2 separate regions of the Mus musculus genome follow, and region 2 is linked to region 1. A link is a loop called in an ENCODE intact Hi-C map of the cell type or tissue named here. Cell type or tissue: left cerebral cortex. All regions are shown on one strand. Each heading gives the region's core, and the rest is flanking DNA. Links, peaks and the distances in the headings are about the cores only. Region 1 overlaps Col6a5 (collagen, type VI, alpha 5). Region 2 overlaps Col6a4 (collagen, type VI, alpha 4).

Region 1 (16,354 bases), core at 3,485-11,484:
TTAGCTGCTAATGAAATGGTTCTTCAAGGTCAGGCCTGGGACCAGCCATATCAGCATCCTCTATGCGGATGTGCAGGCCACATCTAGACCTTCTGAATCAGAAACTCTGGCAGTAGGGCTGAGACCAGTGTGGGCCCAAGGCCTCCATGACAATCTGATACAGGAACAAGGAGCAGTGGTCTACCCACCTAGTCGTCTCTGTCCAAACCAATTGATGAGCATATCCCTCTAATCTCACCATTTAAACGAGCCCCCTTGTATGTTCAATCATCTCAGCATCATTATACATTCTTATGTGAATAACGGATACTCCTGTGACTAGTTCTATCCCTCAAAATTCGCTATTTCTGCAGCAGGCAATTCCAACCTCAAAACAAGTCTAACCACATCCCTCTCCTATCCTCAGGGGCCCCTCAGTGCTTCCAGAGTAGAATCTGCATAGTGTGCAAGGTTCTCCCAGTGCTCATCTTTCTACCTTCTTGTTCCTTCCTCCTCCTTCTCCCCATCCTCCCCTCCTTCTCTTCTTCCTCCTCCCCCTCTTCCCCCTCCTCCTCCCCATTCCTCCTCCTCACCTTATGTCCCATCCTCCTTCTCCCTTCCTTATCTTTCCTCCTCCTCACCTTCCTGCCCCATCCTCCTCCTCGTCCCCACCCCTCCCCTTCTAAACATTGTGTTTATAGTTCAGACCCTTTCTGAGGACAAAGAGCTAGGAAAAACCACTCTCCTTGGATTCCTTTCAAATTTCTGCTTTCCCTGGTTGTATCCATTCAGACCAAAGGGCCCCTCCTGGGTGTTGGAGCTCCAGATGCAGTTTCCTGCTCCATGGTCCCACAGTGCGCTCTGCCGCCTTCACCATAGCATCTCCATGCTAAAATGCTACTATTCCTTCCTGATTCAGTCCTAGTTAGATCATGCCCCATGGTGGATGCTCACACACCATGCCACGCAGAACTGGAGAGCTCCAGGGTATGCCTGCTCCTCCACAGAACTTCAAGCAAACAATGTCCTCAGCCAGGACATCGAAGGGTCACATGATCACACCGGTCACTTGGGGATCTGGTTACAGTGCAGAGTCCAGCAGAGTAGGCATGGGGGAGAGTCCCATGCATTTCTTCCAGGCTCCCATATGATGCTGACACTCTGGTCCGTGGGCCACCAGATAACGACTTGTGTGGTTAGAACCATGAGCAGGATATTTGCAGGTTAATTCATCTCATGCTAGAAAAGACCATTTTGTTTTGCAAGAATGCTACTAACTGGCCAGAGATGAGCTGTGCTGTTTATTAATCCGTTCTCATAACACTCATCATCCTGGAGTTTTATCTATATTTTTTTGGCTCGTTTGTTTGAAGGAGACCGTAATCAGTCCACTTGTGAGCCTGTGCCTGCACAGCTGCAGTCCCCGTCTGTGTTTGCCAGCTTTCTGCTGCTGGAATAAATATCCAAAGATAAAGCAACTTTAAAGGATGAGCAGTTTATTGCTGGAAGGGTTGGTCTGTTAGCAGCTGGCGGTGTTGCTTTGGGCCCTATGACAGAGCAGGACATCGCAACAGGTGCCGAGTCAGAGGAACCTGCTCACTCCACGGCAGCTGTGAGGTAAAGAGGAAAAGGAGGAACCCAGTACCCCAATAACCCCTCCAGGGGCTCGCCAATATCCCCTTCCAGGACTGGCCTAACATCCTTCCACCAGAGCACCACCTCCTGAAGATTCATCCACTTTGCTATGGTAACAACTGAGAACCATGCCAAAACCACATGGGTCTTTGGGGAAATCTTCGGGACCCAAACCACAGCATCAGCACAAACAGGGAGAATGTCCTTATCAGCAGCCTTTGTGTGGAGGCCAAGAACCAAGGAGGAAAAAAAAATTCTCAATGCAGAATCCATATTCTGTTTGGGAACCAAAAATCTTGGAAGAAGAAGAGAGGCCAACAGGATGTAATCCACAAGACAAGGCCCCCTCATTTAATCTTTTCTGCATAAAGACTGATCACTACTAGGTGTCTGCCAGCGAAGGCCTGGGTTCCTCATGATTACTGTCGTATGTCGTATTCTCATGGTGAGCAATGGAAAGCTACAGAAGAAGCGGAGACAGTGACAATGTCAAAGGTCTGGGGTCAGATTGCCACAGTTCCAGCAGCAGGTGAATGGTACTGACAGATTCTTGTAGACACGTGGGAAGGGGCTTCCATTTGAAGGGACTGAGAAGGACCCGCACAAGCTTCCAGCTAAACCAGGCAACGTTTTACCCCAAGATTCACACTCAGATCAAAGAGTCAGCAATCACAGTTAGGCATGGCAAATGAGGTTTTCCAGAGACATCCCAGGGCTCTTAGTCATCTGTAATTCTGACCAGCTGCTCTAAATGCACCCTCTCATGTCATGTAAGGTTGCAGGGGCTTAACAGGTCATTTCTGGGAAGGAAAAAAAAAAACCTTCCTGGCAAAATGGGTTCTTAATATACACACCATGGTTCCTTCTGAGGAAATTCAAATTGATTATATATTGTGGAATGTTCGAGAACTTTAAAAACTGTTTGCTCTTTCTTTTTAAAGAGGCAAAACAACAAACTGATTTTTCAACAATGCAACTTGCTTTCTGCGGCACTGACCTCCCATGTCAGCCACACTGTCCCGTGCACAAGCCCTGCTGGATGCTGCCGCTGCCAACATGTCCCCCTCTCCAGAACACAGACACACAGCTCTAATTTTGTGGGGTTTGTTGCCCCTCATGCCACTCTCTGCCTTGTCTCTAACTCTTGTTTCTCTTCTGTGACGAGTCTGTTATAGAGTCACCATAACCCATCTGCAGGTGTCTGTGTTTCCAGAGAGCCTTAACTGAGGTGGGAAGAACCACCCTGCAGGCTGGTGGAGCCAGACTGTGTGAGCTGGGGTCCCAGACTGACTCAAAAGGAGAATGAGCAACAGCATTGACCTCTCTGCTTATGACTGCAGATGGGGGGGGGTGACCAGTTCCCTCAGCTCTTCCCACCATGTATGCCCCTCCATGATAAATGGTACCCTCAAAGTATAAGCTACAGTAATCCCTCCCCCACACTCAAGGGAGTATACACAAATAGATGGCCAAATAAAATGGTTTAAATGGCCAAAATATGTACTTCATCAGGAAGCTCTTCACAGTTACAGTGAAATGCCTGTCTAGTGAAATAATGCGTCCATTATCTTCCTCTTGCCTGTGTGCATGTGGGTGTGTAAGGGTGTATGTACACGTGAACTGTACGTGTAAGGGCCAGAGAATACTTCAGATGGCATTTCTTATTCCTTAAATGTTATCCATTTTATCTTTTCTTCTCTCTCTCTCTCTCTCTCTCTCTCTCTCTCTCTCTCTCTCTCTCTCTCTCTCTCCCTGTTGTTTTTGACACAAGGTCTCTCACAGGTCTGGAGCTAGGCTGGACGGCCATTGAGCTCTAGAGACCTGCCTATCTGCCTCCCCGGTGCTGGGATCACGAGCATTTGCCGTGATGGCTGGCTTTTTAACAGGGGCTCTAGGGCTTGAACTCAGGTCCTCATGTTTGCAAGGCAATCAACTTCATGGCTGAGCTGTCTCTCCAGCCTGTCCCACTTGCTTCTTATACACATCAAGTTGTGCTGTGCTCTATGCAACCTTAAATGGCTTCTCCTGTGTCTGTGACACTCTGTGACTACACATGTGACATGTGACCACTCAACTGTCTCTTGAATGGTTCTAACTCTGGTGACTGATGCTTACTGCAAACTCCTCAGGGTGAATGAGATTTGATAGCTTTTTTTTTTATTTCCTTTCTAATTCCTGACATGATCTTAAATGTATATAAGGATTTACTTACATTTTGCATTTGATTTCCCCCCCCCATGACTTCGTTATTCTCTCTTAAACTATATATTACCAGCCATCTCAGCATGTATGAAGAATTTCTGCATTAAGCCCTTAAGAAGAAATACATTATCATGGTGCCCATTAGATGCCCCACCTTACCTCTTCCCATCGTGGAGTCTGGCATTTGGCTTAGGGGAGATGGAGCAGACTCCTTTCCAATGCCCAGCTCCTGGGCAGGTTTCAGGTCTCTCGTCTATTTAGGCCATAGGCCTGCAGGGGCTAGAGAACTCCTCACCAGTGCCTGTGTTGATCCCCTTCCCTGGAGTGCTACCTTTGCCCCTGCTCCACCCCAGGCTGTGGAGAGAGGCAGAGGCAGGGGATGATGGGATATTCTGTTTATCTTGTCTTTTACAGCCATTCTTTAGATGTCACAAAGTGTCCATTTTCCTGGCACTGACTTTCCAGGCTCTCTCCTCTTTTACTAGAGACCTCAGTAGTCATAAAGGACCTGGGGCATTGCTTCTCTGGCTTTTAAATATATGCGTGATGCCACAGTGCAGCTTCCTGCAGCTTCTTCTGGCTTGATACTCTCTTTGAGACTCATATGTGTTTATGAATGCAGCTCAAGTTATTGGTTTGACTGCCCTGAAATATCATTATATGCATATGATACATTAGGATACATGGTTGCTTTTAACTCTGTCACAACGTATAGTTTCCTATGGTTCCTGTGTATATGTGTGAAAGCTTAATATATCCACCTATTGATGGAGCTGAAGGATATGGTTAGATACGGGACAGATATTGCTTCAGTGTTGCCCCGAGTTGTAACAATCTTCCACCAGCGGTGTGGTGTCTATTGGTTCACATTCTTGGACACCATTATCGCTATCAGATTTAAGGGTCTGCTGTGGCCTTCATGCTTCCATTAAGACACACTGACAAAAGTTCTTAGAGAAAAACAAAACTATTAAATAGGCTTTGTTTTAGAAATTTCCAAAGCAATAACTGGCTACTTAAAATTAACCGACTGTGTTATTTTTCAATTATATAAAAGACAACGGTCACAGTAAGGAAAACTATGTGGAACACATATGAAATTGTCCGTGTGTTATCCCACCAGCATAGTCATTTTCACATGCTCATTGGTTTGGCAACTACTTGTTGCCTTAACCAAATCAAGTGATTTTATTAGAATATAATAATTGTACAAAATAATGGGTTTCATTATGCCATTTCCAGACAGCATGTAAAACACTCTGATAACATTCACCTCCTCTGAGTCTCCTTTTATTCCCCTCTCCCCTCCAAATCTGCTTTACTTTCTCATCCTCTTAATCCCCCAGTCCTGGAATTCCACGTATGGGAGAAGACATATGAAGCCGGCTTATGTCAATCAACACGAACGCCTACGGTTCTGTCCATCTTCCCACAAGTCACATGACTTTACTCTTCTTTATGCCTAAACAGTACTCCACTGCCTGCATACTCCATGTTAAACTGACCGAGTGTATAACAAATTCACTACTGCTTTGTCTTGTCCTGTATGTGTGTTTCCTAAGTAGGTTTAATGTGCTTTCCTGGGCTGAGTGAGACTACAGTTAATAAGAATGCACAGAATAAGTTTCTGGGTCAGACTTGGGGTTGTTGTTATTGTCTTGTTCTTTTTCTGTTTTAGAGTCTGTTTTGATACACTGTTTGAGAATAGCTCTGTTTCCAGGTTCACATGTTGGCATGATTTCTTTGGCAGCAAAACTCAAGTCCACACAATGCAAAGCACACTAAAATAGAAAACAAGTGTTCCCAGCACGAGCGGGTAGCTCACAAGGCAGCTTCTCCTCCCCTTTCTTTGTTATGAATTTGTTACTCTATAAATGTCCTGGTAAAGAAAACCCACTGACTATAGGTAACGGGTGCTAAATGTAATCTCAGGGTCCTATGGGAACCAGCGACACAGAGTTTAGGGTTGTATAAATGGGAAGAAAAAAAAAAGACAATTGGGACATTCCAATTACAAACTGTTTTTACTCAAGGGTCTAATTTGAGATGTAGATGTGATGGCGATCATGACAAACATCTTCTTTTGGCAGGCACTCACCAAAGTGATCAAAGCGAGTGAACCAAGCTGTCACGGGGAAGGCTGTTGCCTCTTCTTGCTCAGTGGTCCCATTCCTCCTGAGAGATGAAACCCGGTCCTAGTTTTGAAGGTCTGTTCCTTGATGTCTCTATCCTGAAGAGTCTCTCCCTCAGGTTTGGGACTGAGAAGCAAATTTAGTTCTAGTTCCTGCCCCGACCCTTCTAATAAATGATTGGCATTTTCTGGCTGGAACTACTGCCGCAGGGGAGTCCCATCTGCCAGCGAGCACTCTTCTCTCCTGAAAGCTCATCTTGCATCTTCGCCATCTGTAAAGCATGAAAGACACCCTGCTCTTAGCGTCATGATATTGGATAACAGTATTTCCTCCTGAGCCTACTCCTGTAGGTGCCAGGTATGAAACAAACACAAGAAACAACGATAATCCTTGCTATCTTCAACAGTCAAACTAAAAGTCCAACCTAGAGTCATCTAGGTCCATGGAGAAAAAAACGTGACCACTGGTAAAACTGTATAATGCAAAGGACTGCAGACACAAGTCTCTCTGATCTACCCATGATTTGAAATTCCCTGCTTAGTGGCTTTAGCAGATAGAATTATTATATAATCATTTGAAGGGGGGTAATGACTGTTTGCAACGTCTGGCTCTGCTCAGAATTCCTGTGGCCTCTTCATGGAATTCATTTACAGGACAACACTCCTCCCCTATCCCCATCCACCTGCTCCTGACCTCCGCCATGTAAGTTTTTGGTTGCTAATACCAGCACCTACTATCTATCCCTCAGAGGGTGCTGTTGCGCAATTGAGTGGCTCAATGAGCCCTTGCGATGAATGGCCTTGCCCTATAGCAGCTCTGGGTCCATCCATCAGCGATCTGGGAGGGAGGAAGACCCAACCTCCAGCCTCTGTTCAGGATAGTTCTGCCTCCTAACTTAGAAAAGCCTAACTCCGGGCCAGACCCAGGCTTTGGCTGCCCTCTATGGGACATTACTGGGATAGCACTTCATTTGGTGTCTTCTTCCCTAGGATGCTTCCTCCATCGAGTGATGGACTCTCCTGTGACTACTCCACGAATGGATCTCATGAACATAGGTTGTCAACTCAGGGAGCACCTCAGGGGAAGTTAGCTAAGTACCTGTCTCCATGGGAGAGGTCATGTCCTTTTGCCCTGCATCTTGGAAAGTTTCTAAAATTCTAATCCTAAATTTTTTTAACAATTTAAAAGGCACTAAAAGTATGTAACTGCAACATCCTGTAAAAGCTGACATTTAAAAATAAAGCTTCCGTGGGGGCCAGAGAGATGACTCAGAAGGGAAAAGCCAAGCCCTCTTGACTTGAGGTCAATCCCTGGAATCCATGTGTGAAAGCCCCGTGTGGAAGCATGCGTTTAGAATCCCAGCATTCCTACGGTGAAGTGGGAAGCAGAGACAGGAGAATATCCCAGAAGCTTGCAGGCAAAGCCAACCTGGAGTATGTACCACTACTCCTCCTCTTCCTCCTCCTCCTCCTCCTCTTTCTCTTCTTCCTCCTCTTCCTGCTCTTCCTCTTCATCCTCCTCTTCATCCTCTTTCTCATCTTCTTCCTCCTCTCCCTCATCCTCCTCTTCCTCCTCCTCCTCTTCCTCCTCCTCCTTCCCCTCCTCCTTCCCCCTCCTCCTCCAAACAAGGCAAAGAGAGAGAAAAACCTGGGTCCTCTGACCTCTACCTCCCCACCCCACATAATACACTCATATGCATACACCTCATACACACTCAGACATACAACAATAACAAAGTTTAACATGTTTTTCAATGACACTTCCATATTTCTTTTATCAGACAGGGTATCATGTAGCCCAGACTGGCCATGAACTCCTGATCATCCTGCCTTGACCTCCAGAGGGCTTAAACTACAAACAGACTCTACCATTGATGGCCATGTTTCTCTTTTAGCTTATCCAACAAAATCTAAATTCCATAGTGGTTGATATCAGCTGTCCATTGTATAAAATATGTTTACGTCAGATAACTTATAGTGTTCATTTCTCTCCTTAAACTTCTACCTCCATCCCTCTTCTAGTATAGGATTTCATTCCAACTGTAAACGATTCAAATGCTTTAAACTTTAAATTATTTGCCCAATCATACCTTCCTGTTGGAGATCTCTCTCTCTCTCTCTCTCTCTCTCTCTCTCTCTCTCTGTGTGTGTGTGTGTTTTAATTTCCTATGTCATAAGTCTAGGTATCAAATTTTTATCAAGATGGGATATTACTAGAATTTACCACAAATGCCTATATGTGTAAACTTTGCTCATTTTAGCAGGGAAAAGTAAACATTGTATTGGAAATGTATTAATTATATGGATAATTTGTGTAGTATTTCTAACTCTGGTCTGACCATTTCCACCCAGTCTCCAAAGCATCTTAGGAAGATTTTATATCTGGGCCACAGCACCTTAATCAGATGCAGGATGGCTAAGAGACCTGCCACACTCATGGGGGGCCTGGGGAAGGAGCAGGGCATTTGTAAGAGATGGAAGAAGGCCTCCGAGATTCCTCACACATAAAACATGTTCTTTAGGACTAGCTCCTTAGACGACCACATTCTGGCAAGTCTCTATGTGTCCACTAGAGACGATGTATGTACCCCAGAAGGGAAAATACCCACTTTAACCAAGCTCCTCATTAGCAGTGGTGGAAGACCACAGCAGCTGGGAGAGCTTTAGGGATTGTACGCTAGGTTAACAATCAGGGACTCCTCCTGCCCAGTCTGGTGAGCTGTCCACACAAGCATCCATCAGCTCTGTCACTCATCACAGCTGCAGAAAGCTAGCACTCACTGAAGTTTCAGCCTAGGCCACATGCCGTTTGAAGCACATCACATACATGCATTGTTCACCTTAGGCTCTGACATAAGCTCTGTTACTGTCTTTACTTTGCAGTCAAGGAAATGGAGGTTCAGAGAGGCAGAGTGGCATGCCCAACGTCAGATGCTCAGTGACTGAAGAAACATTCAAGTACTATTTCCTAAGTGGGCACAAAACCCTACCTCTCTAAGCTAGCTCCTCAGACAGTGTCTGTGGTTGGACTGATTTGACGATAGCTGCTCTCTCAGACTCAGTGCCTACCAACTCATGAAAGACAACGAAATCTCCCGCAAACCCAGACGACTTGTTGCTGTTTTCCCAGGAGCATGGGATCTTCTACATCGTAATATCTAGTTGAAGGACTCTTATTTAAAAACTCTGATGTGCACTCAGGATCTACAACAGTAGGCCGGTGGTTTTCAAGCATCAGCCTGTATGAGACTCCCTCACATGTTCTCAGCGACAGCTTTAGTTCAGCCGGTCTATGGTGGGATCTGAGAATCTGCATATCCAGTGAGTGCTAGATGGTGCTGATGTTGCTGGGGTTAGATTGTACCAATTTGATGATTTTCAACAGTAGACTTCCCTGAGACATGCAGCAGGAATGATCTAGGCAGGGTTCAGGCAGTGTTTTCCAAACTTGGACACATACCTGAACCACGAAGGGAGCTTTGTGAATCATACTAACTCTACGTCTCACCCTCAAACAGAGATTTCATGTGTCTAGGGTGTGGTTTTGTTCTCAATTAGAAGCTACTACAAATAGTGCTGCTATATGCATTCTAGTATGTATGAATATGTACAGATTGTTACACACACACACACACACATATGAATAGAAATTGTATTGGCTTTATAGAATTAACTTAGTTAAGGTTTCTATTTCTGTAATAATAAGCCATTACCAAAAACAACCTGGGGAGGAAAAGGCTTTTCATCTTAAACTTCCAGAAACCATCATGAAGGAAAAGCAGAGCAGGAACCCAGGGACAGGAACTAAAGCAGAGGCTGCTTACAAGCCTCTCCTCAGGGCTTCCTCAGCTTGCTTTCTCATCGCACCCAGGACCACCTGGCCTAGGGTTGGCCCCGCCCACAATGGGCGGAGCCCTACCCATATCAATCACTACTTAAGAAAATGCCTCCATAGGTTTACCTACAGGCCAATCTGGTGGTAGCATTTTCTTCACTGGAGTTCTCTCTTTCTGAATGAACCTAGCCTGTGTCAAGTTGAAATAAAAAAAAAAAAACTAGCCAGTAGAACAATCTAGAACAAGTATAGAGCCATATATCTAACTTCGGTGTAATCCATACATATTTAGTATAGAGTAATTTCCCTGCAGATCCTGGAGCACAGTGGGACTCTGGGCTGCTGTCCTAGAGACCTTTGTGGAGTTCTGATCACCATTCCATACTTCCTCTTTGACCACAGATCCATAACTACTCCTTACCCCCACCCGCTAAGAAGCTGCCCTTGGCCCTCACGTAGATCTCAGAATTGTATCACAACAGCCTCATCCTCTCCACAGCTGGAAGGCTTGGGTTACAAAGGCAGAGCTGGAGTGTTCAGAGTCAGGAGGCTCCCCACCTGCCTGAGGATGCAGCTCCTGCCTTCCTAGAATGTTTTGGTCCTCATTCACACACACACACACACACACACACACACACACACACACACACACACACCTGCCTCTCAGCTCCCTGACTCCATAGGAATCCTCAGAGCTACTTTCTCCTCTGTTCTGAACACATTAGCTCCCTTCCTACCTTTCTGAGATTTTATCTCCCTTGCCCTCTTATCTCAGGGTGTTCCCTGTGTTCCTGGATCAGCAGCAACTCTTTTATTTCCTTGCTATCACTTCTTGCTTTACTTCTTGCCCTCGTGCTTTTCAACCTCCTGGGAAAAGACCAGCCAGACAAGAGCACTTCAGGGCCTCCAATGAGGACGCTACAGACTACCTTGTTTGCTGTTCACTGGAGCTGGGGTCTCTGCGGAACAAGGCTCTTCCTTATCATTCACCATCAGTTCCCCGGAGGAGAGGAGCAGGTACAACTGCCGCATCAGATCAGCAGTGCTTTCTGAATGGTTGCCATGACTGTTCCCTAGGAGGAAGAAATGCTGCTCCTGAGATCCAGAGTCTCCAGACAGCTCATTCTCTCCTGCCTCGATTCTGTACACCTCGGGGATGAGTCTGGGATGAAGGAGGAAAGTAATTAAAGTGGTTAGCCAAGTCCTGTGTAAGATTAAGTGCAAATCTAGCCACATACCAGAACAGAAATCCACCTCATGCACGTGATAGGAATAGTCCTCGTGGGGTTTGTGGATGCAAGGGCAATTTTCTAATATCCAGAAGGAGAATTAGACACATATTTGTCTCAGAGGTTTAGGAATTCCACACCAATGTTGTTTTCATCACTAAAGTTTTATTGGGGACTTGGGGCTTTGCTTTGCAAAGTCAGACTCATTCCTGCAGCTCTGACATGAGCTTCCTGAAAGGCAGGATGGTTTCTGTCACTTTTTTCTTCCAACCTGTGATACTGTAAGCTTTTCTTGGGCAGTAGCCAATCTGAGTTGCATTATATAGTTATCAATATGAGATAGTTTTAATAAAAGCAATGTATACGGTTGATTGTAATATAAAATGTGGACCTGTATAGTACAGATTGTGTTCTGCCTTCTGCTAGCCAGTGATATCATCACCAACACAACATTTTAAAAAAACCCTTGCTCAGCCCAAATCCTACATCCTGAAATGAAAATGCCATTCACTTCATATCCTTAGATTATGACCCACTAATGCTGGACCAGCTATCACTTCACATTCTCAAGGATTGTTTCCTGGGCAGTACTCCCCACATCTGAAATTTCTTAACTCACAATGCACTGTCTTCTGTGCCAGCATTCTCTGGGCCAGGGAAGGTGAGATTATCACACTTGGCTTGCAGGTCTCTGCCGGGATATTTGTTGATAGCACCTGGAGACAGTGGAATTCTTAGTCCAGTTTTTACCTTCCCACATAATGCCTATAACCCAAAAAGTCAACTCATCTTTTCCTGGAGATGGAAGTCTCTTAAAAAAACAAATTAATCTTGTGAGGGACTTTGCAAAGTCGGCATGCTGGCATTGAAAGACCTTGTTCTTGCCAAGTCAATGAGATATAGCAATAATTGAATTAAAAGTTCCCATGCTTGGTGATTCAATTCAAGGACATTTCTGCATTCCTCCTGTTATCTCTTCTCCCCTCATCCCACACCCAAGAAATGGAGGCTCTTCTTAATAAGCTCTGTTGGCCATTGAAGTTGTCTTCCTTGTTTCTACCTTGGGGTTGAAAGAAGGCACTGTTTTTGACTCAGTAGTAAATATATTGCCTGAACTCCATGATTCCTAACTCTAAGCCGAGTCCTGGGATTGTGTGTGTGCCAGAACTCCTAAAATCCTGGGTAACCCTAGCAAGCTCCCAGCCACCACAGATTACCACACAGCATGACTTTTGCTCTGTCCTGATTCCTAGCACAGGCCAGGACTTGTTTGACACTTCTAAAAACTTAGCCTATTCCATACCTCTGTCTAAAATTACAATGCCAAGGTCAGAAGCTGAAGCAGCTACTCTCAGAGAGCCACAGTAGAAAGACACATTTCAAATCACTATGTGGTTGTATTTAAGCTAGATCTTGCAGAGAGGCTCTAGAAAATAGCTATACCTATAAATCATAAGAATTCAATTCAGAACCAAGGCTGACAAGGTAGACCAGATGTCCTTGGGAAAAGTGGAGGTAGTGATAGTAGGGGTTTTATTTACTATAACAGTACACTTTGTTAAGGGTTTAGTAACTAAAGTGCAGCTTAATAGAAAAGAATATATTCCTAGGGTCAGAATGTGTGGGGTTGAGTCTAGAATTTACCATGCATTAATTATGAGCTTTTGAGAAATGTATTTAGTGTGTTCAAACCTTAGTTTTTCCTTTATAGAAAAGGGATCTGAATTCATCCCTTTGAGGGCTATGCTGAAGATTAACTGATGTAGCCAGTCAGAGAACCAAACACGTAGCAAATGTTCAGAAGTCAGGCTTAAAGAAAATCTTTCAACTATTTGAGGATCTCCTGCCTAGAACTGTACCCAACATGAACAGGCTTTTCTCTGAGATTCTCTCACTGACTCCTGTTCACATCCTACCACTCTCTACTAAAATGACATGCATTTGATTAAGTACGCTGATTGACTGCACACAGAGACATCAATAAAGCAACAAAGGAGAGAGGCTTGAGTGACTTACGTCTGATCGAATGAACAAATGGCTTGATGAACTTGATGACATAGTCCAAATCTGGCCTGTGTACCCGGCCAAGCCGGACTAAGTGATGATCCAGAGGGTGGCTTGCTAATTCTTCTAACTCCATGTCATTGTGTATCGGACCAAAGGAAAATACAAATATGGAGTAGCCTTGGCACTTGGCTCTCAGAGATGCATTCCTTAAAACTTCTTTGTCTAAAGGGTTGGTTTCACCTGCAGTTACTATAAAGATAACTTTGTTTTTCCTCAGATTGGGGGTTCCTACAAAGACATTGTCAACTGTCCACTGAAGGGCATGCCCAATAAAAACATCACCATTGAGCTGCTGAAGAGACTCTTGGAGATGATGCTTCATTTGATGTACAGTGTTGTAAGTGACCAAATCGAATTCCAGGTAGACTGGGCACTCTTCAGTGTTTGGCAGATAGCCTGGGGGAGAGTAGGTCAGGACAGCCACTCTGTCTCCTAAGACAGAGGTCAGTGGAGCTGGGGCAATGTGAAAGTAATCCAGTACTGACGTTATCAAAGTTCTCACTTCCTTAAACTCGTTACGTCCTCCTACTCGTTGAGAAGCATCTATGAGGAAAGCCACGTCCATGTAATATTCTTGAAGAGAAGCATCCCCAGGCTCATGAGCAAGACCCAGTTCTTCTCTGCCATGACTTTCATGTTCTGCAACAGAATAACTTTAGTCACTAGTGGTGAAAGGGTTAACTTGAAACTCTAAGACATGAGTGTAAACACATGCCATGGGATGCTCCTACTCTTCATTCCCATACCATGACAGACACCACTAATCAATATGTTAGCAGGCATCACTAATTAATCTCAGTACTTGTCCTGAAATACATTCTTCAAATCTGCCTTCACTTGGTGCAGAATTATTTCCATTTGACACATGGTGCCACATAAGAAACCTACTTGCTACCAACTTCAGGTTTTTCTGAAATGACTGATTTGACTCCAAAACATCTCAATGTAAGAAGAGAAATATATGCCTAATTTTAGCTCTTCCTCGTGGTTACAAATCCTGCGGCATGCAATCACATCTACTGACTATTTAATTACGAGGAGTAAACACATGAGAAAGTACAGATGTCAAAGTTACAACTCATGTGCTGGCATATATGGTAGGTAAAAGCAACATCCATAAAGCAACATCATGGGGCAGGTGTAAGTCAGTACTGACTTTAGAACCTTGCTGATTGTAAGATATGACAATCTTTAAGACTTGGGTACTGTGAGTGGTGGCTATCAGCCCATGACGAGACAAGGAACTCACATCAGGAGGGAGGGCAAATGGTATCAGTAAGCATTGGCTAAATCAGTTAACATTAAATTCTTTCCACAAAGCATTCTCAGAGAAGAAATCAATACCCCAATTTACACACTTGCCTGTGTGTGTGTGTGTGTGTGTGTGTGTGTGTGTGTGTGTGTGTGTGTACAACTGTACTTGCTACGGGCATGCATGTGAAGAGGCTAGACGTTGTAACTGAGTGTCTTCCTTAATCACTCTTCCCATTCCCTTTTTGAGACAGGGTTTCTCATTGAACCCAGCCCTTGCTTTTGAAGCTAGATGGACTGCCTGGCTCAAGAGCTCTGGGACCCACCTGTCTCCATGCCCTACTTCCCCCCCGACCCATACCCCAGCCCTGGTGTTACAGCTGAGTACTGACATGTGCAGCTTTTACATGAGTGCTGGGCCCTAACCTTCAAGGAAGGCTCCCTTTCCACTGGGCCATCTCTCCATCCTTCTCAGTTTATATTCAGATGCAAGCTACTCTGTTGCAGACCATCACTCCCAGTGATATTGCTTTAAATCTACAGGATTGTGAATGCTTTCTACACTCCTGGGAGAGGCAGCCAGATGGGGAAATGGGGGAATCATCAGCTCTGTAAGACAAGAAGTAAATGGCCAGTGTCCTTTCTCTCTCTGAAAGAAGTGTGTTTGTAAGCACACTAGAATAATCAGTAGCTTTCTAACTGGGGAAAGACGTATTGATTTCTATTTCTGCTCAACCTGTAGTAGAAGGTCTCACATTTAGTGTTCTATTTAGTCTCCAAACAGTAAATGAACCAACAATACTAGATTAATACTATAGAAGTTAGTATCAAGATAGGATGCAACAAACACACAATTAGTACAAATGATTTTTATTAATATTGGAAATGTTTTATTAGACAGGTTTTTGAATGTTCAAATGAACCTGGGGCAAATCCACACTGCCCTTTTGTCTATTCTCGGATTTGACTTGCTAATCCCTTTTTAGAGTAATTTTTGAATCTATATTAACTAGGAGTGGTGGTCTAGACCAGGTATGGTAGTATACTCTTTTAATCCCAGAACTCAGGAGACAGGCAGATCTCTGTAAGTTCAAGGTCAGTCTAGCCTATGAAGTGAGTCCCAGGCCAAAGCTATATAGTGAGATCCTGTCTCAAAAAAAAAAAAAATCCATTGGTTTAAGAAATTGTTCAGTAGTTAAGAGCTCATGTTGCTCTTGTAGAGGATCCAGGTTCAGTTCCAAGCACCCAAAGGGTAGCTCACAGCCATCAGTAACTCCAGTTCCAAAGAATCTAATACCCTCTTCTGACTTCCACGGGTACCAGGCAGATATATTGTACACATATATACGTGTAGATAAAATACCCATATACACAAATAAATAAATCTAACTTAAAACAATGCAATGGTTGTATATAGTTTTCCTTTCATGTAATTTCTTTGCCTGGTTTTTGGTGTTAAAATGACTTCAAAGAATGAGTTGGTAAATAGTCTTTCCTCTTCAATTCCCTAGAAAAGTTTATATAGAATTGATATTCATGGCCAGGCAGTAATGGCTCATGCCTTTTATCCTGGCATTCAGAGGCAGAGGCAGGCAGATTTCTGAGTTCGAGGCCAGCCTGGTCTACAGAGTGAGTTCTAGGACAGCCAGAGCTACACAAAGAAACCCTGTCTCAAAGAAATATTTTTAGAAAGAATTGATATTCATCATTTCTTAGGAGGTTTGTTGAATTTGTGGTAAAATCATGGGAAAACTTCGAGTACAAATCAAATCATTCTGACAAGCTAGTTAGCTTATTTCTTCTTGTGGTGACTTTCATATTGTCAGACACTGTGTCTAATTTATATGTAAAAGTGGCTCATTATGTTCTGTAACCCTTTTGAAAGCTGTAGAACACAGAAGATGCCTCCTCTCTCTGCTAACACCGGTTATTTGTGTCTACCTTTTCTGGAGAGTCTGATTCTATAGCTTTATCAGTTTTAATTGATCTCAGAGATCTGACTCTTGGCTTTATTGACTTTTATCT
Region 2 (16,354 bases), core at 4,938-12,937, 130 kb after region 1:
TGCACGAATTCTTTTTGGATGTTGTACTCATTTCTCCAAGTCCCCTCACCCCTCAGCATCTCCCTTCTGCCCACCATCACACAACCTGCTTCACATGAGACCATGTGTCTCCTATTCTTTGAGTTTGAACTTTCTTATTTTGTAATGAAACAGCAGTCAGGAACGGCCCAGAGAGCTGACTGTTCAAAGGCCAGAGACCAACAGTTGGTTCTCCTCATTAACACCTATTCATGGAGAGGTCTGTGTGCTGGTGGGGTGTGCAGAAGCAACTGCATTTATTCCAAAATATTTATTGAGCAGTAACCAAGTTCCAGGAACCATTTGAAGCATTTGGACTCCATCAGCCGCCCTTTATGCATGGAGAATGTTGTGTTAGAAGGCGGCTCATATCCGGACAGATCACACCTGGCTAGCTCCACGAGAACAAGATTATTATGGGGAAGCGTGGAAGAGGACGAAGGGGGCGAAGAAGAAGGGGTGAGGGGTTGGGGCTGTGATGTAATCATGCACACCACTGCCACTGCGCACAGGTGAGATGCACCAGATAAGGTGAGCAGTCAAGGTGCACACTAGGAACGGGTGGTGGTTACCATGGCAACAGATGCATGAGGGTCCTTGTTGCCTAGGAGTGCCATCATGGCTGGATTCGGAGGCAACAGGCCACCGTAAAGCCTGTCTCTGATGCTAACAGAGAATATATTCTAAGCCCCACCCCCAACAGATGACTGAAACCAGATATAGACCCAAACTGTACATCTACTCTTTACATATAGAAACCTTACATATACCTGCCTGTGGTGAAGTTTAATTTATAAATTGGGTATAGTAAAAGATTAGGAATGATAACTATTAATAAAAGGAGCAATTATGACACCACCTACTGTAAGAAGAATGTTTATTGTGAGATGCCACAATGTTCGCGTGCAATGAGGGACATTCAAGGTGGACATTCACCATAGCGTTGTCTTGTCTTGACCTCATCATTGAGACATGAGCACTGAAATGTCCCCTGATCTCTGAGATGACTACTCGGTAACAACAAATCCCATACAGATGTGCTGGACCAAGAGAAGATTCTCACTCTTCGAGCCATGGAGCAGGACCGTATGAGTCCACTGTACTCCTCAGAAAGTGATCTTAACTTACACACTGTTCATTTATGGATGACTTTTCTGTTTTGTTTAGGGTTAGAAGTTTCTCTATGTAGCCCTGGCTATCCTAGAACTCACTAGGTAGACTAGGCTGGCCTTGAACTCAGAGATCTGCTTGACTCTGCCTCCCCAGAGCTGGGATTAAAGACATACACCACCACCCAGCCATTTACTATTTTTTAACCATGGCCAGTCACAGACAACTGAATTCGTAGTAATCAGAACTGTGGCTAAAGCCCGCTCCACTTCAGTGAATCAAAACAGCATCAATATCTGCCTGTGTGAAACTATGAAGGCCTGAAAAAAGGGCAGATGACAATAAGATATAAATACCATAAATTATATATGATGATCAAAAGTGATAACCGCCTATGGGGAGGAACATAGAGGGATCAGGAATGGTAGGGGATGAAACAGTTTGCTACAACTAAAAACAGAATGCTCTAGATCTCACAGTATTTTGCAGCAACATCGCATACTCAGTGGTTTGAGACATTTCCCTTCGTACCAACGCTCTGTTTGGTTTCTATGGCTACAGCGAGAATAGAGTTGGGTTTTCTTGGTTCTGTTGCACTTAATTAGATGTCTTCCACCACCTTGTTTTGTGTTAAAGCACTCGCGTCGTGAATCATGGCAGCTTGTACTAGCACATACCTTTGTGTTTCTCTACTTGAGCCTCATTCTGTCCATGTGGATGCTAGGGAAATGTTTCAAACCCAACTATGTTTCCCCATCCCAGCTCAAATCTGAATCCAAAAGCCACGTTCTCCAGTAATTGGGCATTACTCCACTTACAACAAACGGTTTCATTTCCTTCCCAGTTTTCCCCAGGAAAGGTCGTTTTTGCACAGATTTACAAGACCATGACCTCCCTGCCCCTACCTAGAAATCAGACAACAGCTTTAGAATATGATGCACTCTTAGGACCTCAAGTTATAAACCACCCTCCTGTTAGTATCAACCAGAAAGTAGAAAAAGTCTTTCTGACAGGAAACCAGAACTGGGAATGGAGGATCAAGGTGGCAGGCTGGGGTGAGGAGGGTCTCTCTCCACTGTTCAAGTCCAAATCCTCCTTAGTGAGAGGACTTGGGTGACATCTGATACTCTAAGAGGGAACAGCCAGCCCTCTGACTCCTCTTTCCAATGGCTTATTGGCAAGTGCTGTGATGGTTCATCAAGTCTCTTGGAGATTTCTGGTCTGAAAAACTGAAACCGACTCACAAAGAGAAGCAGAATTAAAGGTAAAAACATGGAGGGCTGGAGAAACGGCTCAGCAATTAAGAGTGAGAGGCCAGATCTTGAGTTCAGACTCCATCGTTAGAGAACCTGACCTAAGGTTGAACTCGAGTTAACCAACAAGCCACTACCTAACACCAGTTTCCAGGCTACTCCCAAACAAATCTGCCCCTAGCACTAGTTTCCAGATTATGCTCCAACAAGCCTGCCCCTGGCACTTCCTAACAAACACCCATCAGGAGGAAAGCAGGAGGAAAGCAGGAGTTAAGTTTATGATTTGGCTCCCAGCACCAGCCAATTATTTTAAAGGACAACACAATTCCCTAATAGCCCCTCCCCCCCCTCCACTCACATGTGTGTCAGGCTAGAGACCCCCTTGCTTACTTGTCTCAGTAAATGCTTACTGGAAAACGGGCTTGAGGCTTCACCCTCCCATCCTGCTGTGTGGCCCAAACTTGTGCCTGAATAAAGACCCTAGTGCAATTGCATCAGAATTGGCTCCTGGGGGTCTTTTGGTTAAAACAGCCACAATAAGAACACTTGCTTGCTGTTCGAGAGAACCTGAGTTCAATTCTCAACATTCATGTTTTTAAACTCACAGCTGCCTGTAATTTCACCTCAAGCGATCCAACACCTTCTTCTGGTCTCCACAGGCGTCTACACTCATGTGGCACGGACGCAGATGTGAACGAGATGTTTAAAGGAGTTTGAGATACCCAGGAATCATCTGGAGTCCTAGTTAGTTGCTAGTCCCAGAAAACTTAATCAAGAATGGGTAAATCAAATAAGGAATTTGTCTCATAAGCCAAGATATCTGGGGCTGGGCATGGTGGCACATGCCTGTGATAACATCACATAGGTGGAGGAAGGTCAGGATTGGGAGCTCAAAGTCAGCCTCAGCTACACAGAAGATTCAAGGCTAGCCTGGGCTATGGGAGACATTAGCTTGAAGATGTTTGTAAAGGCACAGGGTGTGTGACAGGTGGCTAAGGCAAGGTTTACACCACTATGTGATTCATCTTCCCTGTGACGCTGACTCAATTTGGAATCATCCAGGAGATACCTAAAGAGTCTGTACTCAGACAGACTAAAAGAGAAACTGAGACCCGGCATCCGTCTCTTCTGCTCCCTGACTGTGAGCACTGTGAGCCAGCCATCTCCTGTTCCTTGCTTTCCCGGACACTATTGACTGTTTCTTCCCAAACCAGGACACAAAACAAACCCATCTTATGTGAGCATTTTATACCTATGACAAAACTAAGGCAACCACCAAGAACCTAAGCTTTCCTTCTCTGGTGCTCGGGAAAGCCCCCTGTGCCCTCCAGCCTCACGCACTCATCCTGGAAGAAAAGACTGAGAAGATAAACTACAGTTTGAGCATATGCCCACTCACTTCCCACCAGCACTTAATTGGATGTCTTCTCTAGCCACGGTACCATCTGGGAAATCAGGCTGAGCAGGAATGGTTAAAATACAGACCGTGGGGTAGACGGAGCCCCCGAGTACAGGAGACAGGAAGAAAGAACTGGTCTCCCCAGAACACAGCTTGGTGAGTAAGCTATACATTTTATGTGTTTCGTCTGTAAGTCTAGGACTTCTACAGTGAGATGGATGTGGAGACAAAAGCAAACCCAGATGCTCACAGACCAGCCAACCTTGATTGTGCAGCTGTCAACAGGGCAAGGACAGACACCCAAGCTTGGCTGCTCCTGACTTCCACAGTGTACCATGGCACATGGGTGCCTGCATTCCGACACATGAATACACTCAAGCACGCACACACACACACACACACACACACACACACACACACACACTTGCTCACTCGCACACAGGCCTTTGTACATAGGAAGAGAGGGTTTTTTTTAAGCTATTAAGTGAGGCAATTTGTTATATAACAATAGATAAAATAAGTAAATGAAACATGGTCTCTCAAAAGGCCACCTCCAGAATGGCCCCTGTATTAGTTGCTTTTCTGGACAGTCACAGTGGGGGTAAGGCATGGAGCAGGAACAGGAGAGAGCTGGTCACATTGCATCTGTCGTCAAGAAGCAGAGAGGACAGGAAGTGAGACTATAAAAACTAGTAAGCTCCCCCAGAAAGAGAAAGAACTTTTTTCTTTAGTCTTCACAGATACATCCTATAAACGGGATATTCTGAAAGAATTCTGAGCACATGTGTGTGCTCGGTGCATATTTGGGAAATTAACAAGTGCTTTTTACTTCTTGTGTGGATTCTTGGAAGTTTTTTTCGAAGCCCTGTCCAGTTTCCTCATGGCTGTCCTTCCCTCCTCTCCGTCCTCCTCCCCTTCTTCCTCTTTCTCCTCCTCCCCTGCCTTTCTTGTTTTTTTGAGGCCAGATCTCACTCATGGCTGAACTTAGAACTCACTCTGTCAACCAAGCTCACCTCAAACCCACAGAGATTTGCCTGCCTCTCGCCTCTGCCTCTGCCTCTGCCTCTGCCTCTGCCTCTGCCTCTGCCTCTGCCTCTCTGCCTCTCTGCCTCTCTGCCTCTCTGCCTCGCCTCTGCCTCTGCCTCTGCCTCTGCCTCTGCCTCTCTGCCTCTCTGCCTCTCTGCCTCTCTGCCTCTCTGCCTCTCTGCCTCTCTGCCTCTCTGCCTCTCTGCCTCTCTGCCTCTCTGCCTCTCTGCCTCTCTGCCTCTCTGCCTCTCTGCCTCTCTGCCTCTCTGCCTCTCTGCCTCTCTGCCTCTCTGCCTCTCTGCCTCTCTGCCTCTCTGCCTCTCTGCCTCTGCCTCTGCCTGGACCATGGCCAAGAGACACCATGCTCTGCTCCCTAGCCACGTCTGTGAATCAAAACAAGCTATTTTTATAGAACCTGGAAATTAAAATAAGACTAAACATTCTAATGCCACGTTCTAATTTTTCCTAAAGTGATTAAGAGGAAAAAGACCTAAAACCAGTCTAGAAGTTTCTTCTCTTAACCTAAGGGATTCTGCCATTGTTACTGCACTCTGATGAGTGAAACAGGTCCTTTGGAACTAAGATACATAATGAAGAACCCTGACACAACCAAAGACTGAAATTGCCTTGAGCCAACATAGAATGTCCCAGTTTCCCTGAATCGAGCAAAATGATATCAGCTCACTTGTCCTGCATACGCGCTTCTGGGAATGTTCTAGATTTCTGTGGTGCATAGGACATAAATGTGCAGCTTAATGCACAGGTACTGAGTGAATACCAATGGCTACACAACTCCAGACGGAGACTGGAGAATGTCAACACCCATGCTCCACTTCACAGTTCTAGGCTTTTCCTTCCTCAAAAGGAACAGAGAGCGGCGTGCCCAGGAAGCAGTCTCAGGTATAGGTAGGCACGAATGATGCTTATACGGGACTGCCTGAAGATCCATATCTGTGGGTGGGAAGGGAAGAACTAGGCAGAGAGATGCTGAGTGCGGCTAGAGCTCAGACTTCATCCATCTCCTCAGGCAGCTCTGGGGTTGACCTGTCGCACAGTGAAGCTGACATTTTAAACTCAGCTTTGATCAGCATCTGGACCCATCTGCCCCCAGGAGGGTGTGAATCCTCTTTAAATCCAAAATCCTCCTGAAGTCTCATCTAGGGGTCACCTGCCAGGAGTTACAGAATGCTGAGAGGTAAAAGGATTGAAAGGGAAAACACGAAATATGCCTTTGTGGATAATATGAATATCTCTCTGGAAAGATAAAACATGCTAAAACACCAATGTTACAAGTGAATCCTGCTCCATCAGACGCAAGCCTGCAGCATCTGGCTACAGCTGGCCACAGTGGACAGCTAAGATGGCTGAAGAAAAAAAAAAAACCTTTATGGTTCTGCACCCACCAGCTGAATATGTGCAATCAATCTATACTTACTGTCTTTGTCCTGCTATCAAAAAAAATGTATCTTTTCAGATCTATTCTTGTTGCTGAACCTTAATTCAGCTTGATTCATTTATTTTCAACCTTGCTTATCCTGATTTTAAAGTGTGTGTGTGTGTGTGTGTGTGTGTGTGTGTGTGTGTGTGTGTGTGTGTGCATTTGCTGCATCATGCACATGGAGGTCAGAAGACAACTTACAGAGATCAGTTCTCTCCTTCCATCATGGGCTCAAACTCAAGCTGTCAAGGTATGATACCAAGTGCCCTCACCCACTGAGGCAGCTACTCATTCTTCCAGCACTTGGGGTTATTCACAAGCTGGATGATTTTTTTTTTAAGAGCCATTGAGAATAGGGTATGGGGGTGTGCACATGTCTTGGCGAATTTCTAGGTTAGATGCTTAGGAACAAATTTGCTGGGTGCTCACTAAAGCTGTTTAAAATTTTCAATTCCACTAGAAAACCCCAAATACTTTCTGGTTTTTGTAGTCCTGTGGTTCCCTGTGGGGCATCCCTGGGGACAGGTTTGGAAATGGTGTGGTGACAACCCTGTCGTCTCAGTGACTCATGACAACAAAGATTTCCTTCCCAGCTCATTGGAGCTGCTTGCTATGCATTCCAGCCAGCTGCTGCATAATTACCGCAGGTCCCGGAACAATGGATCAGACCGGCATCTGCTCACCCAATCACCTGCATGCTTTATACCCTCATATCTTTGTGGTTTTTTAATCTCTAGAAAGGGACTCTAGGGCAGCTAGTGACCAAACCAACCGCCAGGAGACTGAGCACACGACTGTGCCATGGCTTCTGTGGGATCGGAAAGCTCGTGGGCTTTAAAGCAGACACTTGTTTGGTTCATTAGACTCTGGATCGGTAATCTGAGGTTGCACTTGTTTGGCTGCTTCTCTGCCGCCTAGGAGATGAGCTAGAGAAAGAACAATGTCACCTGCAAGCAGAATTTAAAGAGAATGTAAATGGTCAACAACTGGTGCCCTCTGCGATCTGCTCAGCCAGGAAAATCAAGCCCAGAGAAGTTGTTGGATGCTGAGTTCATATCCCTTGTCTTGGTATATTTCACAACATCATAATAGCAACAGCTGCATTAAAAACATACGATTGACCCAGGTATGGTGGGAGGCAAAAGCAGGCAGATTTCTCTTCTATGGAGTGAGTTCTAAGGCACTTAGTGCTACTTGAGGAGAACCTGTCTCAAATACACACACACACACACACATACACACACACACACACACACACAAACACACGGGGGGAGGGGGAGGGAGGGAGGGAGGGAGGGAGGGAGGGAGAGAGAGAGACCGACCAAAGGTCTATTACAAGATAACAAAACTCAAGCAAAGATTAGTACTATTCTTGGTACCAATAGTACCAAAGAGTACCCAGGCAAAATGGCCTCCGCTTAGAAAATGCATATGTATGTATATGCAGATGCATATATCTATGTATGTATACACTATGTATACACACACACATACAAGGCTCCTCTAGCCCAGGATGACCTTGAACTCACTTACTCTGTATCTGAGGGTGACCTTGAGCTCCTGATCCTCTTGGGTTACAGATATGTGTCACCATAACTCATTTCGTTTTGTTTTCTTTTCTTTTTTGTTGTTTTGTTTGTTTGTTTGTTTGTTTGTTTGTTTGTTTTTTGAGACAGGGTTTCTCTGTATAGCCTTGGCTGTCCTGGAACTCACTCTGTAGACCAGGCTGGCCTCGAACTCAGAAATCCACCTGCCTCTGTCTCTCAAGTGCTAGGATTAAAGGCATGTGCCACCACTGCCCGGCTAACTCATTTTGTTTTATGGGACAAGATATTACTATGTTGCCAGTCACAGACCTTGAACTTACTGATCTTTCTGCTTCAGCCTAACCTGTGATATGCATGTGTACACGCATGCATACATGACTGTGTATGTGCAGGTGTGTATGTATAGTCCTCAAGATCAAAGTTAAAAGCTCTCTTTCCCTGAACTACATTCCTATCCTTTCCTGCTTGCACCATTTTGCTTTTTTTTGGGGGGGTGGGGGGGTGGGGGTTGTTTGTGACAGGGTCTCATGTAGTAGCCTAAGCTGGCCTCACTCACTGTATTTCAGAAGATGACCTGGGATTATAGTTGTACACCACCACACCTAGATCTCATATAGATTTCTGCACTTCCAAGCACAGCTGGGAACCGAATTCTGAGCCCAGCAACCCTAAACCTTCTAGTTTCATAGACTCAATGAAATGCATTGAGTGTCTAAAAACACTGAGCAATCGATTCACCTAATGACTAAGATGCTTAAGCTTTGCAGAGTGAACCAAACAGATGCCAAGATAGCTCAGAAGGCATTTCATCCTGGTTTTGGACCAACCGACTCATTACATAGGGCTGGATGTCACTTGACCTTTCTACAACTTAAGTTCATCGTAAGAATTAATATCCCCAAAGCAGCATAAGGTGATAATTAACTAGACAACAAATCTAAAAGAGAATTTCAAAATGCATGAAGCTTTTCCTCAGGGGCGAGGGGCTATACAGAACCTTGGTGTTTGAAATAAATGCAAAATAAAAATAATAAATGTAGAGGGGCTGGAGAAATGGCTGGGCAGTTTAGAGCACTCGCTGCTCTTACAGAGGACCTGAGTTATATTCCAAGCACCCATGCTGTGATTCACAACCGCCAGTAACTCTAGATCCAGGGGACCTGACACCCTCTTCTGACGTCAGCAGGCACAAGACATGTGTGTGTTGCATGCACATACACACAGACAAAACACTCGTGCATATAGATAAATCTAAAAACAAACAAAGAATGCAGAATCTATAAAATGTTCTTTCTAGGGCAAGAGACATAGAAAGGAAGCCAGTGCTAGGGTTTTCTGCCCTGAGCCCCCAGCAGCTCAGGTGGCAGGTCCTTCTTGAAGGTGTATCTAGAAGGTACACTATGCCCTCAGCAGGGCATGCCTAGACCATAGGCATGGTTTCCCAGATGCCCACATCCAGTGGCTGTGGAGGCGGGGAATACTGACTCAGCCATCAGAGTCCATCCTGGGCAACACCAAGAAGCCCTTTTTGCCCCAGATCTCTTTGTGGGTAGAGAGAGCCACTATTGTGGTGGAGATTGGCCTTCATGGCAGTTCAACCTCTGTCCATATTGTTCCAGTTTCCCTCCAGGCCGGAACTACATGGGCAAGGTATAAAAGCCACGCCCATCATCCTCCATGCTTCATGACACTAAGAATCCTCTCATGGGTGATAGTAGGAACAAGCGGAATAGGGCAACAAGAACCCTAGCCTGTCCATGCAAGGGATTCAAAGCCGATTTTATCTTGTGTTTTGGTCAAACCAGTTTCCCTCCTAAGATGGTTTCCTTCACCTGGAAATAAAGACATTCACTAGCATCTGCGAGGTGGTGGTGGGAGTGAGGAACCAGACAAGATAATGCAGAAGAAGGCCCGTGTGTTCAAACCGGGTATACTGAGCAGGATAACTGTCCTCTGCAGGTTTGGAGGCAGCAGAAGAGCTAAGTGGAAGTGCTGTACTGCCACCTAGGAAACACAAGGAGAATAGCAACTAGATCTCAATGGTCCCAAGGAAGGGAACCAACACTGCTTGAGAGTACGGGCCTTCATGTCTTCAGTTTCTGGACTCAAGAAGGGCAGAGGAGGAGTCAGAAGTATAAATGTACCATGACCCAAATACCACCCTCTGGACAGAGAGACATACCCCTCTCTGCTCGGGCAGCTGGGACTGTGTCTAAAAGCGAGGCATCGACACCTGCACAGTCAGCAGCTCTGCTAATGAGCTAGAACAGCTGCTGCTTCATTTCCTTCGTTAAAAGCACGGGATCCCAAAGCAGAAACACACAGTATGCTACGGCAGAAAGCAGAAAGATAGGCCTCCGGGCGTTGGGTAAACCTAGGTCATGCACAAATGGCTGGGGGAAAAGATTATAGGTCTACCATCAGGTCTTTTGTGCTGGGCAGATTTGTTGCAGGGAACATAGTCTTCCCTTTGTGATAAGACAAAAGTAATCTCGCTGTAAAAATCGAGTATAATTTTGCTTCTTTGACCACTCTGTGCAGAGCTGGATCCCCAGGCTGGGGAGATGGTTTAGGAGTTAAGAGCACTGGCTGCTCTTCCAGAAGACTTCAATTCCCAGCACCCACAGGACACTTCCCAACCATCTGTAACTTCAGTCACAGGGAACCTGATGCCCTCTTCTGGCCACTGCAGGCTCCAGCCACTTAGTGGTGCACAGACATACGAGCAGGCAAAACACCCACCCACACATAGAAAATATAAGGGTTAACATAAGCAAAAATTAAGGGTTTTTAAACTGATTCCCACTTCCTCCTAAATGTCACCAGACTCTGGGGGAACAAAAATGAATCTAAAAACCCTAGTTTCTGGGACTGGAGAGATGACCTGGGCAATTGAAAGCACTTGTTGCTCTTGTCGAAGACCCAGGTTTGAAGCCTTGAACCCAGATGTCAGCTCACAACAGTCTGCAACTCCAGCTCCAGAGGATCTAACACACCCTCTTCTAACCTCCATGAGTAGCAGGCATGCCCACGGACACAAACATATATGCAGGCAGCACACATAAAATAGATCATATCTTTAAAGCAATTAAAATTTAAAACAAAGGTTTCTGTGTTGGGAACTTGCCAGAGGGCAAAGTCCACTGTGTCCTGGGGGGGGGGTCGCAGGGGTGGATGAGAGTCATGAGACCATCAGCTCTCTGTGGTCTGGTAGGCTTGTTCTCCAAATTCATGTGACAATGTTAATATCAGATCTGACTGCATTTGCATCTAGAGCCTTTTAATTAGATATGCAGAGGGGTGGGGCCCTAATATAGATGATGGATGCTTAGAAGATGCCAGAGGGTCTCTTTGCCGCCCCATTCCGTCCCTCCCTCCCTGAGCATGTGGAAGGAAAGGCCATTCGAGGACACAAGAAAGTGCCCATCTGCCAGCTAGAAGAAACCCCTCACCAAGAAAAGCGAGCAGGCTGGCGCACTGAGTTGGATTTCTAGGCAGAGCTTTGAGACGTAGACTTCTGTTCTGTAGGGTACCCAATCTGTGATGTTTCCTTAGGGAAACCCAAGATGAATAATACATGTCACAAAGAACCCAAGCCAGACTCCATCAGTTTCCCAGAGTTCCCTCCTTCTCAGTGCTTGGTAGAAGCTAGGGATGTGTTCAGAGGCCAGGGAAAAAGCTCTGTGTGTCTGTCTGTCTGTCTGTCTGTCCACCTATGTCTCTGTGTCTGTTGTATATCTGTATGTGTCTGACCATCTGTTGGGCTGTATGTGTGTCTGACTGTGTGTCTGTCTATCTATATAGATTATTCCAGCTTCTCCTCAGGTGTGTGGGTGTGTCTGTGGTGCATGTGTGTATCTCTGTCTATCAGCCTGTGTCTCTGTGTATGTGTCTGTGTATGTTAAATCACAACACATTTAATTTCTTTTAAAAAAAACTCAAATATTTGAGAATAAACATTGGAATCCTAAAGAATATGCAAGATCAAGCCAAACAGCATCCCAGCACGGAGAGGGAAGATAGGCACCCAATTACATCCCAGCTGGGGAGTTCTGCGAGCAGCAGAGTCGGTTTTCATTACAGTGCAGTCCCTGGCAGGTCGGCCATGCTTCAGTGGAAGGCCACGCATGTGGGCAGCACAAACTGGACTTGATGGGGGTTTTTAACGATGGCACAAAGTTGGATTGGCAGGAGAGAGGGAGTGAATCTTGAAGGAGTCCAAGTATGGGTGAATATGACCAAAACACTTTGTACAAAGTTCTCCAAGAGCTAATTTTACAATGAGGGAAAAATAGAATTTAATCCTTCTCCGTTACAAATGATCTAGCCTAAGCCTTCACAGGCAGGAAAACAGTGGAGGGAGTTAGAATATCCAGGGCTACAGGGTGGGGTTTGTCAGTCATGAGCTGGGAAGCCTGTCTCAGCAAGGGTAACGCCAGTCTCACTGTCTCGCCGTTAAAGGAAGGGCGTCAGTTACAAGGCTTGGCCTACACCATGTCTCACACTCTTCTCTGGTTTCAGACTGGTTGGCCTTGCCCCCACAGTCCCCAAACCAGAGGCGGTAGCAAGCTTCTTCTTCCTGGCTGTAGTACTACTTCAAGACATAATTCAGGCACTCGCCTTCCTCAGGACCCATGGGACAAGGACCTGCAAGCAAACAGAGGAGAGAGAGCTGGGCTCAGGCACGATGGGTCTGATTGTCTCAAACACTGCAATTCCCTGCCTTCCCACCAACTGGCTGTGCGACCATGGGTAAGATAATGATCCTGTCTGAGCCTCGACTTCCTCAACCGTAAAGACAATACTTTTAAGCCTAATATCACAAGTGTAGTACAGTAAGTCACATGTTGCAACATATACCACGTGCATATAGATATAATTATCATTAGACATATATGGAACAAAGATGCATTATATACAACATATACATGTGAATGACGCTGCGATCCCTCACTTGCTTTGTTTCCTTTTACAAAACATCTCAGTCCTTTGCCCAACCCCAAACTTGACTCCTCCTGATAACATACAGAAATCCAGCTTATTTGTCCTGATAACATACAGAAATCCAGCTTATTTATCCTGATAACATACAGAAATCCAGCTTATTTATCATTTGTAGCATCCTGATTTTTTTACTCAAAAACTTAAGGTAGCCACTATAAAAATAAAAAAAACAAATATGGTATGCCTTGGAAGATTTTTTTTTAAATGGCATTGGGAATCAGCAGATCACAGCAGGGCAAGAGTTGGGAACTTCCGGATTTTCAGTCAGGGGCAGGTTTCCCAGGTGTGTCACCCCCTCCCTCCGCATGTCTTTGGAGACACTTTATATCTTGTGCACTGTGCTCATCCTGGGCCAACCCTGAAGGGCAGAATGCTGGCTGGAGTTCCCTCTGGAACTTCAGAGGACCCTAAATAGCAAAGACACCACACAGAGAGGAGGCAGCACAGTATACGATGCCCCCGCTGCCAGGAGCTGAGGATCAGCCACTCGGTGGCATCACACAGAGAGGGGGTGGCACACTGCATGATGCCCCTGCTGCCAGGAGCTGAGGACCAGCCACTCAGTGGTACAATCAACACCTGCCATCTTTCTAGGAGATGCCAGCACCCATGAGGATGGAAACACTTGATCCTAAAGGAACTGCTAGGATTGTTCTGTGCCTGGGGCAGGCACACTTGGATGTATCATTGTATGGTTCTCTTCTCAGGGTAGGGTATCAGGAAAAAGGACACACGGTCAAAGCCTTGTGGGAGTCAACCGAGAAACACTGAGAAGCCAACAGCCAGCTGTTCTGTCTTGACCTGACCTGGAGACTTGCAGCACTCCTCAGCTCTGCCAAAGCCGATCTACTTAGAACCCACAAACCAAGGACTTGTCACATCAGCTTGGGCCCTTGTCTTTAGAAGCCCCACTTTGCCTGGGTGGAAAGAAGCCACTTTTCCTAGATTACATATCTGGAATGGTGTCATGCAGCTGAACTTTCTTCAGTGACACAAACATCTGGATCGATAGGAAATCTATGCTGATCAACACCCGTGCCCACATGACTGCTGAGCATCTGAAGTGAGTCTGGGCCCGCCAAGATACCGAAACTTTAATTGTACTGAATTTTAAAATACTTCCACTTAACCAGCCTCTAGTGCTTACTGCCTTAGTCGGAACTATGGGTGAGTCCTCGCCACTTCCATCTAAGCAGCCGACACTCTTGCCTGAAGCCTAACAACACCCAGTATTTCTTACAGCCCTGAGCTTGCTTTATTAGTATGGTATGACATCAGAGAACAATAAGCTTTTACTCAAGCAATTACTGAAAACCCCTAATCTTGTATTAGGCATTGTTTTCCCATGAATATTAACATTTGCCTTCTTGGCAGATGCTGCCGCAGTGCCCAGGATTTTACTCAAGTCTGTGGAATCCAGGGACGTCGGGAACAGGGTGTGTGGGAAGGAGAGTGCTGGTGGGTGTAACGAGCAGCTACAGTGAAATTGCAGCTTCACTGAAGTCCAGGCTTGTTCTATCGCCCAGTATAGATGTTTTACAATATAACCCTACCTGGAAGGGGGAAAAAAACTCTGAGTGCTTGAGAGATAACGCCAAAATTGAAAATGTTTCAAGATCATCCTGGCTTGTGTGAATAGAGATAGCACTTGTCTAAAATTCTTCACAAGCAGGGCAATAGCGGGGTGCAGGCTTCATGGCAGAATCCAGCAACAACAGGAGGATACAAAGGAGGCCATGAAAATTTCATAAGGGCACAGAGAGGGCCCCGAGGAGGGATAAACTTGAGCCCAGTGGTAATGAATGAGCAGAGGCAGGCAGGTGAGAGTGAGCTGGGCCACAGAGGCTGGAACCAAGTACCAGGACCCAAGGACCAACTGTGACTCCTGTAAACATGACATACAGGAACACGGCAGCCATCAAGGCTCTAGAGCCTCTGGGCATGGGTCAACCTTAAGGGGCCTGTGTTCCTCACACAGGAAGGACATATGATAAGAAATGACATGACCCAATCTGCATTCTCACAGGGGTGCAGAATGAAGTTGTACAAAGGAAAAGTCAAGAAAAACATATCAGAGAAGAAAGGGAGAGTAAGAGAAAGATAGGGAGGGGCTGATGTTCTACGCCTGGCTCAAGAATGGTTGTCCACTCCAATGCAGACTGCTGTCCACAAAGCCAAGGGACAAGCAGGAGTCTGAAAAGGAAGGGGACAGTCATCAGTGGCAGAGTCCCCAAGCAACTCGAGGCTATGGGGTCTGAAAGAGCAGTTTTGTCTGTCTCAGCAATTCAGAACAAGATGGAGACTGGCCAGCTCTTTTCTCCAATGGGAGAAGATGGGGTGGGCGGGGCAAGAGAAAGGAAGTTGAAGGTTTGACTGTTTACCTTTATTTCTTTTGAAAAGTGCAAAAGGAGTAACTATGGGAAGGGAAAATGGAGGAGGGGGCTTGAGGTTGTTATGAGGGCTAAGAATAGCCTTGGAGTGCAGGAGGAGAAAGAGCAGACACAGCCAAGCAGCAGAGTGGCTGAGGGGGACTGGGGACCTGCAGGCGTCAGGTTTATGGATAGGCCTAGATTAGATGGCCAGGCAGCAGTCCTCCATCATTCTGACCTTGGTTTGGGGACTAACCTGCCTCAGAGCAGCCGCCATTGTTGACTAAGCTGAGGAATCACCTGTAAGTCCCCCACCCACAGACTGCTCAGAGGAGAATGTCCCTCGATTCCCAGGTGATGAGCGGCAGTTGAATACTCAGCCCTAAATAAGATGTTTACACCATTTCCTCTATGGCTCAGGAAGGTCACCAAAGAAGGGGTGGGGAGAACACAAGAGCCAGAAGACCAAGAGGAGAGCTGAGATCCGCCATCTTCTGAATTCAACGCAGCCACTACAATCAGGAACCGAGGCTGCCTGAACTGAGCCTGCGCAAGACTCTCCCTGTCAACAGTCGGCCATAAAAGGAGAGAAGCCCAGGAAGCCCTGGCCCTCCAAGCTGAACTTTCATCGTCTGGAAGAGTCATCGTCTTCAGTTGCACGCCCATGGCTCAGCCCACCAGGTTCAAACGGATAGCTCCAAACCCATAACTCACACCGATGGCTGTGGTTAAACTTGGTGGATTTCAGAATGTGAAAGGGGGCTTTGTGGGACAGAGAAGACAGTTGATAGAAGAGAAATGACAGAGGGTGGGGGGTCGAGAGTAAACAGAATGCATGATACACATTTATAAAATTGTCAAGGAACAGGCTTAATTAGTAAGAAAAGATTCGCAGGTGATTTCCGATGTATATCCAGGTCTAAAACAGTTACCTCAGTAAGATTAGCTGAAGATAGTCTGTACTGAAAACATAATCTGCATGTGAGTTCTTCTGATGCCCATTTTAACCTATAGAGGGGAAGTCACTGCTGTGAGGAAGGGAAGTCACTGCTATGAGGAGGGGAAGTCACTGCTGTGAGCACCTACTCTTGAACCACCAAGTTCTGTTGCTCCTCCTGGATGCTTTGGAGTCTAACAGGTAACTAACTACACATGGCATCCTCACCCTTACAGCTAAGAGTGCTGTGTGC

Evidence for each region. Peaks named below come from ENCODE experiments on the same cell type or tissue, not always from the same donor. Only the 100,000 strongest peaks of a DNase experiment are listed, where the experiment ranks them.
Region 2: it touches region 1 in a loop (2.8-fold over the local background); 10 of 42 quality-filtered maps call a loop at or near these places.

The regions. Positions count from the first base shown.
Region 1 is chr9:105,851,119-105,867,472 of GRCm38, forward strand. Col6a5 (collagen, type VI, alpha 5) reads right to left here. Exons shown (of 41, transcript NM_001167923.1): 38 at 13,028-13,717; 39 at 11,631-11,727; 40 at 10,712-10,944; 41 at 4,952-6,219. The coding sequence ends at 6,200. Among named protein-coding and RNA genes, the nearest start is that of Col6a6, 31 kb to the left of the region's middle. In left cerebral cortex, for the core only: a CTCF peak has its summit at 6,885; DNase peaks (open chromatin) are centred at 5,518, 5,961, 6,163 and 6,889.
Region 2 is chr9:105,978,397-105,994,750 of GRCm38, forward strand. Col6a4 (collagen, type VI, alpha 4) reads right to left here. Exons shown (of 38, transcript NM_026763.2): 38 at 11,922-12,438. The coding sequence ends at 12,383. Among named protein-coding and RNA genes, the nearest start is that of Col6a5, 26 kb to the left of the region's middle. In left cerebral cortex, for the core only: CTCF peaks have their summits at 7,019 and 9,797; DNase peaks (open chromatin) are centred at 6,727, 9,821, 10,026 and 11,340; H3K27ac peaks cover 495 bases.